Linked DNA regions of Homo sapiens: regions 2 and 3 are each linked to region 1. Evidence: read pairs that join two places in POLR2A ChIA-PET (ENCODE). Cell type or tissue: GM12878. All regions are shown on one strand. Each heading gives the region's core, and the rest is flanking DNA. Links, peaks and the distances in the headings are about the cores only. Region 1 overlaps FAM168A (family with sequence similarity 168 member A). Region 2 overlaps RAB6A (RAB6A, member RAS oncogene family). Region 3 has its middle 7.3 kb from the start of PLEKHB1.

The links. Peaks named below come from ENCODE experiments on the same cell type or tissue, not always from the same donor. Only the 100,000 strongest peaks of a DNase experiment are listed, where the experiment ranks them.
Region 2: POLR2A ChIA-PET joins it to region 1 with 6 read pairs; 4 of 35 experiments call an interaction of 5 or more read pairs at or near these places.
Region 3: POLR2A ChIA-PET joins it to region 1 with 5 read pairs; 8 of 35 experiments call an interaction of 5 or more read pairs at or near these places.

The regions. Positions count from the first base shown.
Region 1 is chr11:73,518,303-73,524,719 of GRCh38, forward strand. The region is part of intron 1 of FAM168A (family with sequence similarity 168 member A); the gene reads right to left. Among named protein-coding and RNA genes, the nearest start is that of FAM168A, 77 kb to the right of the region's middle. In GM12878, for the core only: no CTCF peak of the experiment used is centred there; DNase peaks (open chromatin) are centred at 2,187, 2,599 and 3,509; H3K27ac peaks cover 1,937 bases.
Region 2 is chr11:73,734,612-73,741,028 of GRCh38, forward strand. The region is part of intron 1 of RAB6A (RAB6A, member RAS oncogene family); the gene reads right to left. Among named protein-coding and RNA genes, the nearest start is that of RAB6A, 23 kb to the right of the region's middle. In GM12878, for the core only: no CTCF peak of the experiment used is centred there; no DNase peak of the experiment used is centred there; H3K27ac peaks cover 332 bases.
Region 3 is chr11:73,636,120-73,642,536 of GRCh38, forward strand. It overlaps the pseudogene LOC100419713. Among named protein-coding and RNA genes, the nearest start is that of PLEKHB1, 7.3 kb to the right of the region's middle. In GM12878, for the core only: no CTCF peak of the experiment used is centred there; no DNase peak of the experiment used is centred there.

The DNA.
Region 1 (6,417 bases), core at 623-5,622:
TGGAAATCTGACCTTCCAAACCTCATGTTGAAATTTGATCCCCTATCCTAAGTGAAATAAAAGAAATTTTAAAATATTAAAAAACATTAAAAATTAAAAATTAATTAAAAATTAAAATATTTTCATATTAAAATATTTTTTAAAAAGAAATCTGATCCCCAGTGTTGGAGGTGGGGCCTAGTGGGAGGTATGTAGGTCATGGAGGCAGATCCCTCATAAATAGATTAATGTGGGGAGGGGGCGTGGAATTGTGGTGGGGGAAAAGTTCTTGCTCTGTTTGTTCCCTCCAGTGCTGGCTCTTAAAACGAATTTGGGCCAGGTGCAGTGGCTCACACCTGTAATCCCAGTACTTTGGGAGGCTGAGGCGGGTGGATCACGAGGTCAGGAGTTCGAAACCAGCCTGGCCAACATGGTGAAACCCCATCTCTACTAAAAAATACAAAAATTAGCTGGGCGTGGTCGTGCGCACCTGTAGTCCCAGATACTCAGGAGGCTGAGGCAGGAGAATTGCTTGAACCCGGGAGGCAGAGGTTGCAGTGAGCCAAGATTGCGCCACTGCACTCCAGCCTGGGAGACAGAGTGAGACTGTCTCAAAAAAAATTGGCACCTCCCTCAACTTCCTCTCTCACCATGTAATTTCACTGGCTCCCCTTCCCCTTCTGCCATGAGTGGAAGCAGCCTGAAGCCCTCACCAGAAGCAGATGCTGATGCCATGCTTCCCACACAGCCTACAGGACCATGAGCCAAAGAAGCCCCTTTTCTTTATAAATTACAGTCTTAGGTATTCCTTTATAGCAACACAAATGGACTGAGACAATCTCCCATCCCACATGCTCTACCACAATGTGATCTTGCCACAACTCCATCAAGAGGTAGATACTATTTCTCCTCCCCTTGAATCTGGGTGGGTCTGATCTTATGAATACCATTAGAATGCAGCTTTTGCCTGGTTTTCATGGGATGCTTCCTAGGAAGGAACCATGAAAAAAAATGTAAGGGTCTCCTTCATTCATTCAGGCTTTCAACAAATATTTGTTATGAGTTCCTACCATGTGTCAGGCCCCAGACATTGTGTTAGGCACTGAGAATGCAATTATGCATTACTCAGCCACTGCCCCATCCTCAGAGTTTACACTCTAGAGGAGGAAAGAGATGAAGGACAAGTGGGACAGACTAATACATCCTATAATTACAACATGTAACAGAAGCTTATAAAGAAGCAAAAAGAGATTTGCTTGAGGATGGCAAGTCAAGAAAGGGCATTCCAAGGCAGTGACAATTAAACAAGCCATAACAGAGGAGTAGTTAGCCATGATGGAGAGAGGAACAGGCAAATATTTTAGGAAAAAGAACAGCATGAGCAAAGTCACTGAAGGAGAAAAAAGCTTGACAGGCTCTCAGAGGAGCTGAGAGATGATGAGGATAGCTGGAACACAGAGAACAAGGGAGAGAGCAGCACAAAGACCAGAGCATGTATGTGTGTGTGTGTGTGCGTGTGCGTTTGTGTGTGTATACATATATATATGTATATTTTTTTTTTCAAGAGATAGGGTCTCACTATGTTGCCCAGACTGGTCTCAAACTCCTGGGCTCAAGTAATTCTCCCACCTCAAACTCCTGAGTAGCTGAGACTACAGGTAGTGACTCTGCCCAGTACATAGATTTTTGAAGCAATATTGTTGGGTTAATCACAGGTCAAGAAGTGTAGCATATCAGATTCACCTCTTAAAATTATAATTTTATTATTATTATTATTATTTTGGAGGCAGAGTCTCACTCTGTCACCAGGCTGGAGTGCAGTGGCACAATCTCGGCTCACTGCAACCTCTGCCTCCCTGGTTCAAGCAATTCTCCTGCCTCAGCTTCCTAAGTAGCTGGGACTACAGGCGTGCACCACCATGCCCAGCTAATTTTTTTTTTTATTTTTAGTAGAGATGGGGTTTCACCATGTTGGCCAGGATGGTCTCGATCTCCTGACCTCGTGATCCACCCGCCTCAGCCTCCCAAAGTGCTGGGATTACAGGCGTGAGCCACCGCGCCTGGCCTAATTTTATTATTGTTTTAAAGCTAGCTTTATATAATTTCAGATATAAAACAAAATAACTCAAGTAATAAATGCTGGTACTGAATACTGTATAACTAGATGTAGTCACATAGAAAGCACATTATGCAAAAATGGGACTGTTTCCAAGACAAAGGAACATATGGTTTGAAGGCCTTCCTGTAATTAACCTCTTTAGAATTTCAGGGCACAGAAAGACAGGGCTGACTTTCTCATTGCCTCATTAATGGTGCATTACATAAATCACACCTGATTCGACCTAATTTTGTTAGCAGTCATCTCAAAATGTTTCACTGAAATTATAATCCTTGAATGAAAAGGATAATCAATGCTGTCACCAAAGGATGCCCTGTCTAAAATGAAACTCAGCCCCTTTATATATTCAGAACATCAATGAGGCTCCCTACATAACCTGTCCAATGGCTTTGTTCCTCTCTTATCAGGTGTCAAGCCATTCAAAAAAAAAAAAGATGTGGTTATATATTATTTTAAACCACTGTCAAACATCTGTTCAATCCCCCAAAGAAAATGGAAATAAGCAGCTAAAAAAAAAAACAGTACTGGTAACGGGTTCCAGGAAACCACCTCACAAGACCAGGGACCTTCCAACAAACACTACCTTAAAGTGTTTTGATCTAGAAAACTGTCTTTTACATTTGTTGAAACCAGTAGGTTCCAAGTGATAAATGAGCTGATAAAGTTTCATTGTGATAAAATAGTTTCAGGAAATATATGTGCTATCATTTTAATAAGACTGATTATAGCCTTATAATTTGACAGGATTGGTAGGTTGTTCTGCATGTGCGACCTAGCCTATGAATGTTGATTATCTCAGTAAGTGCCACAGTCCTTTCCAGTTAGCCCCATAAAAGAAATCTTTTGGCCCCCTCTCCAGGGAAGCCTGAATAACAGGACACACACCCTATACTACTATTGTGTGTACTATTGTTGCAACTGAAGGGACTGTTCCTCAGGGACAAGAGAGCTGAGACACAACCTACCCTACTACCCTACCCACCCTCTCATCATGGGCACTTGACCAAGCTGAGGGGCCCCCTCTTCCATTCCACTGAGCCCAAGGGTGGAAGGAGATTAGAAAAAAAAAACAAAAAAAGAAGAAGAAAACTCTGCTCTTCTTTTTTGTTCATATCTAGTTAGAACTTTTGCTCTGGTGGAGATGGAGAGGTAGGGGATAACTGCTCCTAATTTCCTCTTTAGAACTAGGAATTAGTCTTTACCTGGATAAAACAACCACAGATTATCTTCACTAAGCAAAGAAAACACAGGGAGCTTGCAGCTAATGTCTGAGAAGAAGAATGCTTTAATGGTAATAACAACGGGGAAGGGGACAATCTAGTATTTGATGTAAACCACCAGGATACTGACTCATCCTGAGGCCCTCATTCTGGGCTTGAAGCTGTTAGTTGGCAAATGAGGGCAAAGAATGATTCCCCAGCACTAGACAATGGGACTCCTCACTGAGAATAAAACTGTCACACATGATGGATGAGTGACAAATTATTTACAGAAGTAACCCAAAAGACTACATGAGGCACAGCAAATTTGGGAACAGTAGAGTTCAACAAAGGTGTTAAGGAGGGAATTCTCAAGGAAGTTGAAACTGTACCCTAGAAAAGAAGATATCCTACTTTACTAAAAGGAGGAAAAAAACCAAGGAAAGTAATGGAGCATAGCTTGCACTCAAGTTCTCTGACTTCTAAACTCTGGCTGTGACTTCCCTCTTACCACAGGGGTATTTTGTCAGGGGCCAGCAATCAACTTTTAAATTGAAGAGCATGGATCTATGTAATTCCTATAAAGGGGTATCTCTAGTCCACCAAAAAAAAAAAAAATGGACATGGCTGCAGAACTGACATTTTGGAAAGCAATTTTATGTTAATTTATTAACACAGAATCAGCTACTCAGGAACCGGGGTCATCAGGACTCTGGGTTTTTTTTGTTTGTTTGTTTTGAGACGGAGTCTCGTTCTGTCGCCCAGGCTGGAGTGCAGTGGTGCGATCTCGGCTCACTCCAAGCTCCGGCTCACTGCAAGCACCACCTCCCAGGTTCACGCCATTCTCCTGCCTCAGCCTCCCAAGTAGCTGGGACTACAGGTGCCTGCCACCATGCCCAGCTAATTTTTTGTATTTTTAGTAGAGATGGGGTTTTACTGTGTTAGCCAGGATGGTACCAATCTCCTGACATCATGATCCACCCACCTCAGCCTCCCAAAGTGCTGGGATTACAGGTGTGAGCCACCACGCCTGGCCAGGAACTGGGGTCATTAGGACTTTTACTGGCTATGTCAGATACTTTGCAGTGTCCCAAATGCGGAGGTTGTAACAGCCAATATAAAAGACAATGAGGCCAGGCATGGTGGCTCACGCCTGTAATCCCAGCACTTTGGGAGGTCAAGGAGGGTGGATCACCTGAAGTCAGGAGTTTGTGACCAGACTGGCCAACATGGAGAAACCCAGTCTCTACTAAAAATACAAAAATTAGCCAGGCATAGTGGCGGGCATCTGTAATTCCAGTTACTTGAGAGGCTGAGGCAGGAGAATTGCTTGAACCCAGGAGGTGGAGGTTGCAGTGAGCAGAGATAACACCACTGAACTCCAGCCTGGGCAACAGAGCAAGACTCTGTCTCAAACAAAAAACAAAACAAAACAAAACACACACACACACAATGAGAGGAGGGGGCTGCTGGAACCACAGGTTTACTCATGTGAACATCACCAGCAAACACTCCAAAGAAGGTTTCTGCTTTCTCTAGAGCAGAAAGGGCAATGGTGAGAGTCAGAGAGTCAGAGCCAGAACTGGAGTTTCAGCTTCTCTAGTAACTCATTCTAAAAACCTTTGGTCCCCTAATTCTACAGGCCTTATTTCCATGTATGGTAATAACGCTTTACTTCATATGTTTTTGGGGAGAAGGAAGGCATAATGATCATTTATAATTTTATTTTATTTTATTTATTTTTTAAGAGACAGGGTCCTGCTATGTTGCACAGGCTGGCCTTGAAGTTGGGCTCAAGTGATCCTCCTACCTCTGCCTCCCCAGTAGCTGACACTATAGGCACACAGTGACCGCCTTAATTTTACATTTGATTAAAGCTAATAGATTGATAGTTTCACAAGTCAAACTCAATACTATAAGGCTTATATCAAAAAAGCAGCAATCCCCTATCTTACCTTTGACCTCTGCTTCCCAATGGTAATCACGTTCAACTTTTAGCACCATGCCTGGTTAATTTTTCTGTTTTTGTAGGGACGGGGTTTCGCCACGTTGCCCAGGCTGGTCTCAAACTCTTCCTGGACCCAAGCCATCTTCCCACCTCAGCCTCCCAAAGTGCTTGGATTACAGGTGTGAGCCACCATGCCCAGCCCCTCTTCCTTTTCTATCTCATTTAGGTATATCAAACTACCAAGTTTCCTGAGATAGCACAGGTAGGAGATAAATCTTTTGAGATACTGCATATCTGAAAATGTCTCTTTTCCCCTATTTTTTTTTTTTTGAAGAGAGAGCATCTCACTCTGTCGCCCAAGCCAGAGTACAATGCTGTGATCATAACTCACTGTAACCTCAAACTCCTGGGCTCAAGCAATCCTCCCATCTTGGCCTCTCAAAGCACTGGTATAGGTAGGAGCCACTGCCCCCGGCCCCTACTCTCATAATTAATTGTTAGTTTTGACTGGGTATAGAATTATAGCTTGAAAATCCTTTCCTCTCAGAATGTAAGATAATTCCTCCACTTTCTTCTAGCTTCCAATACTGCTTTTGAGAAATCAAATGCTTTTGTATATAACCTCTTAATTCTCTCTGGAAGCTTTTATATTCTCATTTCGAAATTTTATGGTGTTCTGAAATTTTATGGTGTTGTGTTTCTTTTTTCATTCAGTGTATTGAGAATTGATAGGGTTTTCAATCTAAGCACATGTGTACTTAAGTCCTGGGAAAAGTATAATTTCTTTGATGATTTCTTTCACTTCATAAGCCAAAACCTAACTATGAGGAGATCCAAAATCTAACTATGAGGAGTTTCTCTAACTAGAGAAACTGGAGAAAAGAAAATCATTAAAAAAATAAAATTAATATTCTTAAATTTAAATCTTTTAAATTTAAATAAATCTTAAACTGATCCTCTAATTTATTTCTTTCCTCTTCTATTTTCTACTTGTTTTCATTCTACCTTATTTTTGATATTATATACATATATATGTGTGTGTGTATATGTATGTGTATATATATATATGAAATAGAGTCTTGCTCTGTTGCCCAGGCTGGAGTACAGTGGCATGTTCTCAGCTCACTGCAACCTCCGCCTCCCAGACTCAGGCAATTCTCATGCCTCACCCT
Region 2 (6,417 bases), core at 479-5,478, 220 kb after region 1:
GCATTAGATTCTCATAAGGAGCATGCAACCTAGATCCCTCACATGCACAGTTCACTATAGGGTTCTCGCTCCTATGAGAATCTAATGCCAGCACTGATCTGACAGGAGGTGGAGCTCAGGCCCACTGCTTACCTCCTGCCGTGAGGCCTGGTTCCTAACAGGAGTAATCTAAAATCTAGGAGAAAAAAAACTAAAGGAGAGTGTCTCTCAGTAAAAGTAGGTAGGAACAAGACAACTACAAGTTGAGTATCTCTTAACCAAAATGCTCAGAACCATAAATATTTCAGATTTTAGAAAATTTGCATTATACTTGAGCATCCTTAATCCAAAAGCCTGAAATGAGAAATGCTCCAATGAGCATTTCCTTTGAAAGTCATGTTTAAATATAAAATTTTGATGCATGTATTTGTAAATCATCTCTTAATAACTACATTTGCATTCACTATGCTGCCTCAATGCAATCTCCAGAAACAAAATAGAAATTCTAGCACAATTTCAACATTTATAATAACATTCCTAAAATCACACCATCTGCACCATGCTAATTACACACTCTTGCAATTCTGTGAAGGCCAGACACAACAATGATCTCAGTAGGATTCACATTCCATTTGACTGTATTAACAACCACTGGCAAACAACTTGGGTATAAATTCTAATTCAAATGATAGGGCTCAATCTTTGAAACTTTTGTAGCCCAGGGCAAATATAATAGAAAAATGATCCTACTCACTTATATTTCTTCCTTTTAATGAGAACATACTAAATGCCAGGGACTGAAAAATGCTGGGGATATAAAAACAATCAGAACATAGTACTTGCTAAGGTTAAGTCAGAGAGACAAAAAGTTACTGCAGAGTGATAAAAAGTACAAGAGCATGTTGTGAATGGGGGCAGTCTTCTATTATAAGGCTAGAAGGTAAAGAAAAACTTTCCAGAGAAAAATAACTTTAAACATGAGGTCTGAAGGAGACTTTAGCTAGAAGAAAAAGAAGGTATCTCAGGCCTTTAACAAGGACCATGAGTATTAGAGAGCTAACTTAGGAAGCTTTATTTATTTTTCCAATCTTATTTGGAAAGAAATAAATTTAAATACGTAACTCTACTTATATACGAGATTACCTAAATTCTTCAACAATAAATCAGACAAGTAAATCTGTAATAACCCATATGCAGGACATAATCTTGAAGTTACAGGCCCTCTTACAGGATTTTGCTGCTAATATCAAACCTATCCCAACCTCAAAAGTCTATTTGAGAGAATAAGCAGTATTTGAGGAGGCAGTTTCTGGAATCCCAACCTTGCCTTAAAAAAAAAAAAAAAAAAGAGAGAGAGAGACAGAGAGAGATAAATCACATACCATACAATTCACCTACTTTTTTTTTTTTGGAAACAGAGTGCAGTGGCATGATCGTGGCTCACCATGGCCTCAACCTCCTGGGTTGAAATAATCCTCTGACCTTAGCCTCCAGAGTAGCAGACGATACAGGTGGAAAGTGCTGGGATTACAGATATGAGAAATTCACCGTTTTAAGGCCAGGTGCGGTGGCTCATGGCTGTAATCTCAGCACTTTGAGAGGCCAAGGCGGGCAGATGACTTGAGGTCAGGAGTTTCAGATCAGCCTGGCCAACATGGTGAAACCCCATCTCTACTAAAAATACAAAAATCAGCCGGGTGTGGTGGCAGAGACCCACAATCTGAGCTACTTGGGAGGCTGAGGCAGGGAAATCACTTGAACCCGGGAGGCGGAGGTTGCAGTGAGCCGAGATTGTGCCACTGCACTCCAGCCTGGGCAACAGAGAAAGACTCTGTCTCCAAAAAAAAAAGAAAAAGAAATTCACCAGTGAAAGTAATTCTAGATGAAGGTATCTCCTAATTGAAAACAAGTACAGTTGGCCAGGCGCGGTGTGGCTCACGCCTGTAATCCCAGCACTTTGGGAGGCCAAGGTGGGTAGATCACCTGAGGTCAGGAGTTTGAGACCAGCCTGGCCAGCATGGTGAAATTCTGTCTGTACTAAAAATGCAAAAATTAGCCAGGCATTGTGGCTCATGCCTGTAATCCCAGCTACTCCGGAGGCTGAGGCAGGACAATCACTTAATCCTGGGAGGCAAAGGTTACAGTGAGCCAAGACTGTGCCACTGCACTCCAGCCTGTGCAACACAGTGAGACTTCATCTCGAGAAAGAAAAAAAAAAGAAAAAAAAAAAAAAAAACAATTAGCCAGGCATGGTGGTACATACTGTTGTCCCAGACACTTGAGAGGCTAAGGTGGGAGGATTGCTTGAGCCCAGGAGGTCAAAGCTACAATGAACCGTGATCATGCCACTGCAGTCCAGCCTGGGTGACACAGCGAGACACTGTCTCAAAAAAAAAAAAAAAAAAAAGAAGAAAGAAAGAAAACAAGTGCTGGGACACAAAGCAAGTCTCAACAAATTTCAAATGTTTGAAATCATATAGAACGTATTATCTGCCCTCAGTGAAACTGAACAAGAAATTTACAACTAAAAGATATCCAGAAAATGTTGAAATGTTTGGAAATAACATAATGTACTTCTAACCCAGAGGTTCAAGAAGAACTCACAATGGAAATTTAGGCTTGGTGTGTTGGCTCGTGTATGTAATCCCATCACTTTGGGAGGCTGAGGAGGATCGAGTGAATACAGGAGTTCGAGATCAGCCTGGGCAAATAAGCGAGACCCTATCTCTACAAAAAATTTAAAATTTACTAGAGTGTGGTGGCATGCACCTGTAGTCCCCTACTTGGCAGGCCGAAGCAGAAGGATTGCTTGAACCTAGGAGTTTGAGGCTGCAGTGAGCTATGATCACACCACTGCACTCCAGCCTGGGTGACAGAGCAAGACCCTGTTTCTAAAACTCATCATCATTTGAGCTAAATGATAATGAAATCATTATAACATATGGCAAGCACTACCCATAAGAGCCAAAGTGCAGAAACAAGCCAAATGTCCATCAACTAATAAACAAAACGTGGTACACAGATACAATGGGATGAAGTATTGATAATATGCTTCAAAACAAATGAACCTTGAAAACACTACACTAACTGAAAGAGATCAGTCACTAAAGACCACATATTATTGCCGGGCATGGTGACTCACGCCTGTAATCCCAGCACTTTGGGAGGCCAAGGCGGGTGGATCATGAGGTCAGGAGTTCAAGACCAGCCTGGCCAACATGGTGAAACCCCGTCTCTACTTAAAAAAAATACAAAAATTAGCTGGGCGTGGTGGTGGGCGCCTGTAATCCCAGCTACTCGGGAGGCTGAGGCAAAGAATTGCTTGAACCCGGGAGGCGGAGGTTGCAGTGAGCCGAGATCACACCATGCACTCCAGCCTGGGCAACAGAGGGAGACTCCATCTCAAAAAAAAAAAAAAAAAAGACCACATGTTATTAATATATACTAAAAACCACTAAACTGTATACTTGATACAAGTAAATTATATGATATGTAAACTTTAGCTCCATAAAGTTGTTATAAAAATTTATGCAGGTGATGGTTGTACTAAATGTGAATGTTATTTTTTATTTATTTTTTACTTATTTATTTATTTTTAATAGAGACAAGGTCTCACTAAGTTGCCCAAGCTGGTTTTGAACTCCTGAGCTCAAGCAATCCTCCCACCACGGCCTCCCAAAGTACCAGGATTATGGTCGTGAGGCACCATGCCTAGCCGGTACTACAATGTGAATGTTCTTAATGCCACTGAACTACACACTTAAAAATGGCTAAAATGGTCAGGGACAGTGGCTCTTGCCTGTAATCCCAGATACTCGGGAAGCTGAAACTGGAGGATGCTTGAGGCAAGGAGTCCAAGGCTAGCCGGGCAACAAAGCAAAACTCCATCTCCAAAAACATTTAAAAAGAAATTTAGCCAAGCACAGTGGAGTAGACCTGTAGCCCCAGCTACTTGGGAGGTTGAGGCAGGAAGATTCAAGCCCAGGAGTTTGCAACTACTATAAACTGTGATAGTGCCACTGCACTCCAGCCCTGGCAACAGGGTAAGATCCTGTCTCAAAGTAAAAAATAAAATAAATATCCAATATTGAGGCCAGGAGCGGTCGCACTTTGGTAGGCCGAGGCAGGCAGATCACTTGAGGTCAGGAGTTTGAGGCCAGCCTGGGCAACATGGCAAAACCCCGTCTCTACTAAAAATACAAAAATTACCCAGCATAGTGGCACACACCTGTAGTCCCAGTTACTTGAGAGGCTGAGCCCAGATGATTGCTTGAGCCTGGGAGTCGGAGGCTGCAGTGAGCCAAGACTGCGCCACTGCACTCCAGCTTGGGCAACAGAGTGAGACTCCTGTCTCAAAAAACAAAACTAAACTAAACTAAACTAAACTAATATTGGGGCTGGGCACAGTGGCTCATGCCTGTAATCCCAGCACTTTGGGAGGCTGAGGTGGGCAGATCACTTGAGGTCAGGAGTTCAAGATCAGCCTGGCCAACGTGGTGAAATCCTATCTCTACTAAAAATACAAAAATTAGGCAGGTCTAGTACTCAGGATGCTGAGGCACAAGAATCGCTTGAACCTGGGAAGTGGAGGCTGCAGGGAGCCAAGATCACAGCACTGCACTCTGGCCTGGGAGACAGAGCAAGACTGCAAAAAAAAAATAGTAATAATAATTAAAAAAAAAAAAAAAAAAAAAATATATATATATATATATATAAATACTGGAACACCAAAGATAACTAAAAAGTAAACTAAAAAATTTTTTAAGAGATGGGGTGTCACTATATTGCCCAGGTTGGTCTCGAACTCCTGGGCTCAAGTGATCTTCCCGCCTCAGCCTCCCAAATGCTGGGATGAGTCATGAGCCACCAGTGCACTCAGCCTGATTTTTTATTTTTTATTTTTTTGAATCAGGGTCTTGTTCTGTCTCAGGCTGGAGTGCAGTGACACCAATCATGGCTCACTGCAGTGCCAAGTCCTTGGGCTCAAGAAATCCTGCCACCTCTAAGGTTGATTATTAAAAGTTAGATAAACTAATTATTGGGGCCTCAAGAAAACCGAGGGATATTAATTTAAAAGATAAGTTTTATAAGTGGCAAAGTAAGTCCTCACATAATATACTCTTGAAGGATACCTAGGATTCACACAATCTAAGACTGGTATTTGCATAAAAAAGAGAAGCCTCAGGCCGGGCCCGGTGGCTCATGCCTGTAATCCCAGCACTTTGGGAGGCCCGGGCGGGCAGATCACAAAGTCAGGAGATGGAGACCACCACCCTGGCTAACACAGTGAAACCCCATCTCTACTAAAAATACAAAAAATTAGCTGGGCTTGGTGGCACACACCTGTAGTCCCAGCTACTCAGGAGACTGAGGCAGGAGAATCGCTTGAACCTGGGAGGCAGAGGTTGCAGTGAGCCGAGACTGCGCCACTGCAGTCCAGCCTGGGCAACAGAGCAAGACTCTGTCTCAAAAAAAAGAAAAAAAAAAAAAAGAGAGGACTCAATTAGTCTACAATCTATAACTATGATAAATTCTGACCTGCTTCATAATTCTTGGTCAATAACATTGGCCAGATAGTATTGAACTAGACCAATTAGATATTTATATTTTTTACTTTTTCCCACAAAAAAACACTATAAAAAATTAATCCGCTATGATAATGGTAGCTTAAATCATATGCTATGATTGTAGTAACAAAGCCAAGCAAAAGACACTATCTAGTCATTGTTCCATCCTGGTAACAAAGACAGTTGAGAAAAGTACCTAGGGATCACAACAGAAAAGCTCAGCTGCAAGCAAACCTCACTGCAATATCATATCCAAGGGCGTCTCACCTAGGTGATGCAATTCTAGAGGAAAACAAAATCAAATAAACCAAGCTAATGCTACTTCAGTGTAACTTACCTAGTCAATAAAACTAAAGTTTAAAAATCTAGTAGCCTTTCTCTAAAAGACCTAAATTGAATCAAGATTTTTTGTTTCTCCTAAAGTTAATTTAAAAAAAAAAAAACTAGCTGGCCAGGAGCAGCGGCTCACGCCGGTAATCCCAGCACTTTGGGAGGCCAAGGCAGGCGGATCACCTGAGGTCAGGAGTTTGAGACTAACCTGGCCAACATGGTGAAACCCCGTCTCTACTAAAAATACAAAATTGGCCAGGCGTGATGGCATGCGCCTGTAATCCAGCTACTCGGGGGGGCTGAGGCAGGACAATCGCTTAAACCTGGGAGGCAGAGGTTGCAGTGAGCCGAGATCACGCCAGTGCACTCCAGCCTGGGCAACAGAGTGAGACTCTGTCTTTAAAAAAAAGAAAAAAAAAAACTACACTACACCTGTACAGTCGTATTTAAAAATGGAGAGAATGAATGTGGTTGTATAGAAAATTTGTTAAAATAAGTAATTTCACATCTATGGCTCAAAAGTTGTTTTTAATAAAAGTGG
Region 3 (6,417 bases), core at 485-5,484, 120 kb after region 1:
GGCACGTGCCACCACACCTGGCTAATTTTTGTATTTTTAGTAGAGATGGGGTTTCACCATTTTGGTCAGGCTGGTCTCGAACTCCTGACCTCAGGTGATCCACCATCCTTGGCCTCTCAAAGTGCTGGGATTACAGATGTGAGCCACTGCACCCGGCCCTGAATTTCCTTATCATTTCTACATGGCTGCATTGCATTGCTACAACCTCAGTCAGTCCATGATCTGCCTTCCAAGGTGAGGTAGCTATTGTCTGAAGATTGTCCCTAGAGAGCCATGTCACCAGTATTCACAGCCTTGTGTAGTATCCTCCCTTTACATCTGGGCTGGGCCTGTGACTCACTCTAACCAATAGACTGTGGCAGAGTGACACTTGCCGGTTCTAGGCCTAAGCCTTAAGAAGGTCTTCCACTTTCGCATTCTTGGGATCCAGCCGCCATGTTATGATGCCCAGGCTAAGCCACGTGGAAGGAGAGGTCACAGCTTTTGGCCATCCTGGTGCCACACATGTGACACCAAGGAGGTGTCAACTTGCATATTCATCCCCAGCTTCAATCTGACTGTAACCTCATGAAATACCCCTGTGAGATCCAGAAGAACCACCCAGCTGTCACCGTCAACCCACAGAATGGTGAGAGGTAATAAAACACTTGTTGTTCTAACCTATTAAGTTTGGAGGTGGTTTGCCACACAATAATAGTTAACTGAAACACAAGGTTTTGATCAAATGTTTGACCACTGCATAACAAGGATCACAAGCTTCCCAGTCAGCAATGTCTGAGTCTTTGCCATCTGCCACCCACCTGCATTCATTAATTAAGCATTTAGGTTCTGTCACTTGTAGTAGTCTTTTTCCAGGTGCCAAATTTTATATCAATTAGAATCAGCTTTGCCTGTGATTGACAGAAAAAATAAAGTAATAGTGGCTTAAACTAAATAAACGTTTATTTCTCTCTCTCATAAATGAAGTCCAGAGATAAGTCCTGTGTCTCTTCCACAGTTTCAGGGACCCAGGCTCCTTCTGTCTTGTTGTTCTTCCACCATCAACATATAGCTTTTCTCTCCCAGTCCAAGATGGCTGCTCCAATTCCAGCCAAAATGGCTGCTTTCCAACCAACAGAAGGTGAAAGAGACAAAGAAAGATGTCTCTCTCCCTCTAAGGACATTTTCTGAAGTTGCACAGGACACTTCTGCCAGTATTTCATTTGCCAGAATTTACTCACATAGCCACACTAAGTTCAAAGATAGGCTAGGAGATGTGGTCTTTATTCCAAGTGGCTATGTACCCAGATGTAGATCTAGGGTTCTAAGGAAGAATGAATACTGAGGATAGACTAGCAGTCTCTGCTGTCAATTGCTCTGATTACACTGGTTTTCTGATCAATCCTGATTTCTGGAGAACAGGTCTCCTCCTCTGTTCTTATTTTTCATACTTTTGACAATTCTTTTTTTAAAAAGAAATTTATTAATATTCTAGCTGGAACTACATGAAATTTATATAGTAATTTTAAAGAGTTTTTATGAATTTATATCTTTTCATACAAAAACATGATGTGTCTTTTCGTTCATTCAAATCTTGTTTTATGTCTTTTAATAAGATTTTGCGGTTTTCTTTTTTTTTTTTTTTTTTTTTTTTGAGACGGAGTCTCGCTCTTTCGCCCAGCCAGACTGCAGTGGCGCTATCTCGGCTCACTGCAAGCTCCGCCTCTCGGGTTCAAGCCATTCTCCTGTCTCAGCCTTCCGAGTAGCTGGGACTACAGGCACCCGCCACCACGCCCAGCTAATTTTTTGTATTTTTAGTAGACATGGGGTTTCACCGTTTTAGCCAGGATGGTCTCGATCTCCTGATCTTGTGATCCGCCTGCCTCAGCCTCCCAAAGTGCTGGGATTACAGGCGTGAGCCACCGCGCCTAGCCGCGGTTTTCTTTTTATGGGTTCAATACTCTTCTAAAGAAAATGTATTCTGAAGTATTTCATAGTTTTGGTTTCTATCATAAGTATAATCCCCACCACCATTTTGTTTCCTGGTATTCATTTTAAGAGTAAAAAGAGACTGACACTTTTGCTTCCAAGTATAATACAGCAGCCTTTGGCATTGAGTGCTCCTGCTGAGAACGACAAGAAACGCCAGATAAAATAGCCTCTCACAAGAACCCCACACCTTGTCCCAAACCAAATATATAAAGGCAATGAAGATCTGCTGAACCAACCAGGCCTAGGGGGCCAGTGTTCCAGAGGAGGGAATGGAGGGAAGGGGAGCTAACAGTCTGCAGCTGCTTTTTATTCCTCATTGTAAAGTTTTCTTTAAAAACAAACAAACAAACAAACAAAACAGGTTTTTCGCTTTTTTTTTTTTTTTTTTTTTTTTTGAGACAGAGTTTCACTCTTGTCGCCCAGGCTGGAGTGCAATGGCACGATCTTGGCTCACAGCAACCTCCACCTCCCAGGTTCAAGCAATTCTCAATTCTCTTGTCTCAGCCTCCCAAGTAGCTGGGGTTACAGGTGCCTGCCACCACTCCCAGCTATTTTTTTTTTTTTTTTAGACGGAGTCTCACTCTGTCACCCAGGCTGGAGTGTAATGGCACAATCTCGGCTCACTGCAACCTCCACCTCCTGGTTTCAAGCAATTCTCCTGCTTCGGCCTTCCAAGTAGTTGGGACTACAGACACGTGCCACCATGCCCAGCTAAATTTTTGTATTTTTAGTAGAGATGGGGTTTCATCGTGTTAGCCAGGATGGTCTCGATCTCCTGACCTTGTGATCCACCTGCCTCAGCCTCCCAAAGTTCTGGGATTACAGATGTGAGCCACTATGCCCAGCCCTAATTTTTGTATTTTTAGTAGAGACGGGGTTTCACCATGCTGGCCAGGCTGGTCTTGAACTCCTGACCTCAGGTGATCTACCCACCTCAGCCTCCCAAAGTGCTGGGATTACAACCGTGAACCACCGCACCCAGCCGGTTTTTTGCTTTATATATTTATCTTATATGCAGTCACCTTGCCCAATTCTTTTATTAATTCTAGCAGTTTTTACTAGAATCTCTTCTGTTTACTAGACATATTATTTCTAGCAGTAAAAAGAATTTTATTTTATTTTTTTAAGTTTATAGCAGCTATTTTATTTTCTTATTTTCGTATTTTGAGATCTGGCTCAACCTGGGTAAAATAACCAAACATTTGACCAATAGAAAGAGTTGCTGATGTCTTGGATAATGGAATAAAGAAGTTCACTAAAAGGTAGTGAAGCCCTTACCTGCTGGGCTCTGTGTCATCCTCCTAATCCTCCCAACACTCACATGAGGAGGGCAGTGCTCTCTCCACCTACAGAAGAGGAAAGGAGACTTAGAAGCGTTCAGCAATTTGTTCAAATCTCATAGTGGGGGTGGCAAGAGTGGGTGTGGGGGGTGGGGCAAGAGGGAGAGAGGAACCCAGGCCAGAGTTGCCACCACCTCGTCTTCTCTCCACCGTCCTACACTGAGTTCTGAAAGGAGTTTTAAGTTTTCCTAAAAGAATTATCTGTCAATTCAACAAAGTATTATATGTGAATCTTCATAGATGACAAATGATGGCTTCATTCACTCCCTCATTCATTTGTTCTTTTTTTTTTCTTTTCTTTTTTTCTGAGATGGAGTCTCACTCTGTCGCCCAGGCTGGAGTGCAGTGGCGGGGTCTCGGCTCACTGCAACCTCCACCACGAATCTGTACCATGGACAAACCTAGAAGATGCTGCAGCAGAGTTCTTTTTTTTTTTTTTTTCTAATGAGACAGTCTCACTTACTCTGTTGCCCAGGCTGGAGTGCAATGGTGCGATCTCGGCTTGCTGCAACCTCTGCCTCCCAGGCTCAAGCAATTCTCCTACCTCAGCCTCCTGAGTAGTCTCCTGAGTAGCTGGGATTACAGGCATGCACCACCACGCCCAGCTAATTTTTGTATTTTTAGTAGAGACGAGGTTTCATCATGTTGGCCAGGCTGGTCTCAAACTCCTTACCTCAAGTGATCCACCTGCCTCAGCCTCCCAAAGTGCTAGGATTACAGGCATGAGCCACCACCCCTGGCCCACTGCAACAAAATTCTATGGAGAAGTATCTGACAATGTAAGACTAAGATTTACTCTCCTGGGGAATTAATGGGAGAGAGTTAATGTGTGTTGTGATACTACATGTGTTAATAGTAATCTTGGTTTGGGGCAGAATTTTTCTGTTTGTTTGTTTATTTATTTATTTTGAGACAAGATCTCTTTTGCTCAGGTTGGAGTACAGTGGCGCTCTCATAGCTCACTGCTCCCTTGAACTCCTGGGCTCAAGCAATCCTCCTGCCTTAGCCTTCCCAGTAGCTAGGACTATAGGTGCATACCACCATGCCTGGCCTAAAGATAAAAGATGTGATAGCTTCCCTTGGAGAAGAGAACATGGGTAATAACTTAGAATCTGCAGGTGAAGAGAGTATTTATGACCAGACAAGAGGAGCCAGGAAGAAATTAATGTTGAAAAGTCAAGTGTACATTTAAACATCCCAGATGGGAGAAAAATCAATTCTACATCAACATTGCTAAAGAAGAAAACAGAAAAGCCAAGACAGATCAGGTGAAAAATCTTCAGGCTGAGCAAACCTCGACTGAAAGTGCAGATCAAAATCTTCTGCAGAGAGGAAATGAAGTGACTGAACTTTGTCAAGACAAAGCAGTGTCGTCTCTTGAGAAATGATCTGTCTGGGAAGGTCATTATTGGAGCAAGAGGAAGAAAGTTCTGAAGCAAATGCCAAGATGAGCCTGTTATAAAGAGCTGAAGACCTTCAGAAAGCAAGTCAAAGACCTTGTAGCACAGTGCAACAGGATCATTTGTTCTTCTCAAAACCAAGTTATTTCCCTTGAACTAAAAGCTCATGATTGTTAGTTGAGAGTACAGGAGGCTGAAAGAAAGCTCCTCATCTCAAAACTAGAGATCACAAAGATGAGATAAAGAATAAAGAGGCTGGGCATGGTGGCTCACACCTGTAATCCCAGCACTTTGGGAGGCCGAGGTGGGTGGATCACCTGAGGTCAGGAGTTCAAGACCAGCCTGGCCAAAATGGCAAAACCCTGTCTCTATTGAAAATACAAAAATTAGCCAGGTGTGGTGGTGCGCACCTGCAGTCTCAGCTACTGAGGAGGCTGAGGCACGAGACTCACTTGAACCCAGGAGGCAGAGGTTGCAGTGAGCCGAGATCGCGCCGTTGCATTCCAGCCTGGGAAACAAAGCAAGACACTGTCTCAAAAAAACAAAAACCAAAGAATAAAGAAAACAGTGATTAAACTTGAGCTTCTAGAAGTCCTTATTCATCTGATGATCCAGATGGAGTATTGTTCAGGTAACATTTTCACCACCTCCCATCTCTAGACATGGGGTACCGTTTCCTCTAGACGGGAGGCTCTCAACACCCTCCCCTCAGATCTCCTTGTCTGCCAGGCCTTCCTCCTTCATTCCCAAACCTGGTGTTTCCAATTGATTCAAATTGGGAGTTAATGGAAGGAAGACATCCTCTTCTTCCCTGCATTAGTCAGGGCTCTCCGGAGCAACAGAAATAGTAGGAGATATATACATATACAAAGAGATTTATTTTAAGGGATTGGCTTATATGATTGAGGGGGCTGGCAAGTCTAAAATCTGCAGAGCAAGCTGGAAACTCTCAGGCTGGGGCTGAGGCTACAGTTCAATCCACAGGCAGAATTTCTTCCTTCTCAGGGAAACCTGTTTTGCTTGTTAGACCCTTCAACTGATTGGTGAGGCCCACCAATTATCAAAGATAATTTCCTTTACTTAACTTCAAATGATTGTATAGGTCAACCAAATCTACACAATATTTTTACAGCAACACCTAGATTAGTGTGTTAGATTGAGTAACTGGGGACTATAGCCTAGCCAGGTTGACACATAAAACTAACCATTACACTTCCTGGCTGGAGTGCAGTGGTGCATTCCATCTCCTGAGCTCAAGCGATCCTACCACCTCAGCCTCCTTCGTAGCTGGGACCACAGGTGCATACCACCACGCCCTAGCCTTAAAAAAAATTAGAAAAATATTTTATTAGTTTTAAAAACTTTTTACATCTCAACAACAAAAGCCAAATAACCCAATTAAAAAATGGACAAAAGATTAGAATAAACATTTCCCCAAAGAAGGTATACAAATGTCTAATAAGCACATGAAAAGATAACCAACATTGCCAGGCGCGGTGGCTCACGCCTGTAATCCCAGCACTTTGGGAGGCCGAGGTGGGCGGATCACAAGGTTAGGAGTTCGAGACCATCCTGGCTAACATGGTGAAACCCCATCTCTATTAAAAAATACAAAAAATTAGCCGGGCGCGATGGCGGGCGCCTGTAGTCCCAACTACTCAGGAGGCTGAGGCAGGAGAATGGCGTGAACCCAGGAGGCGGAGCTT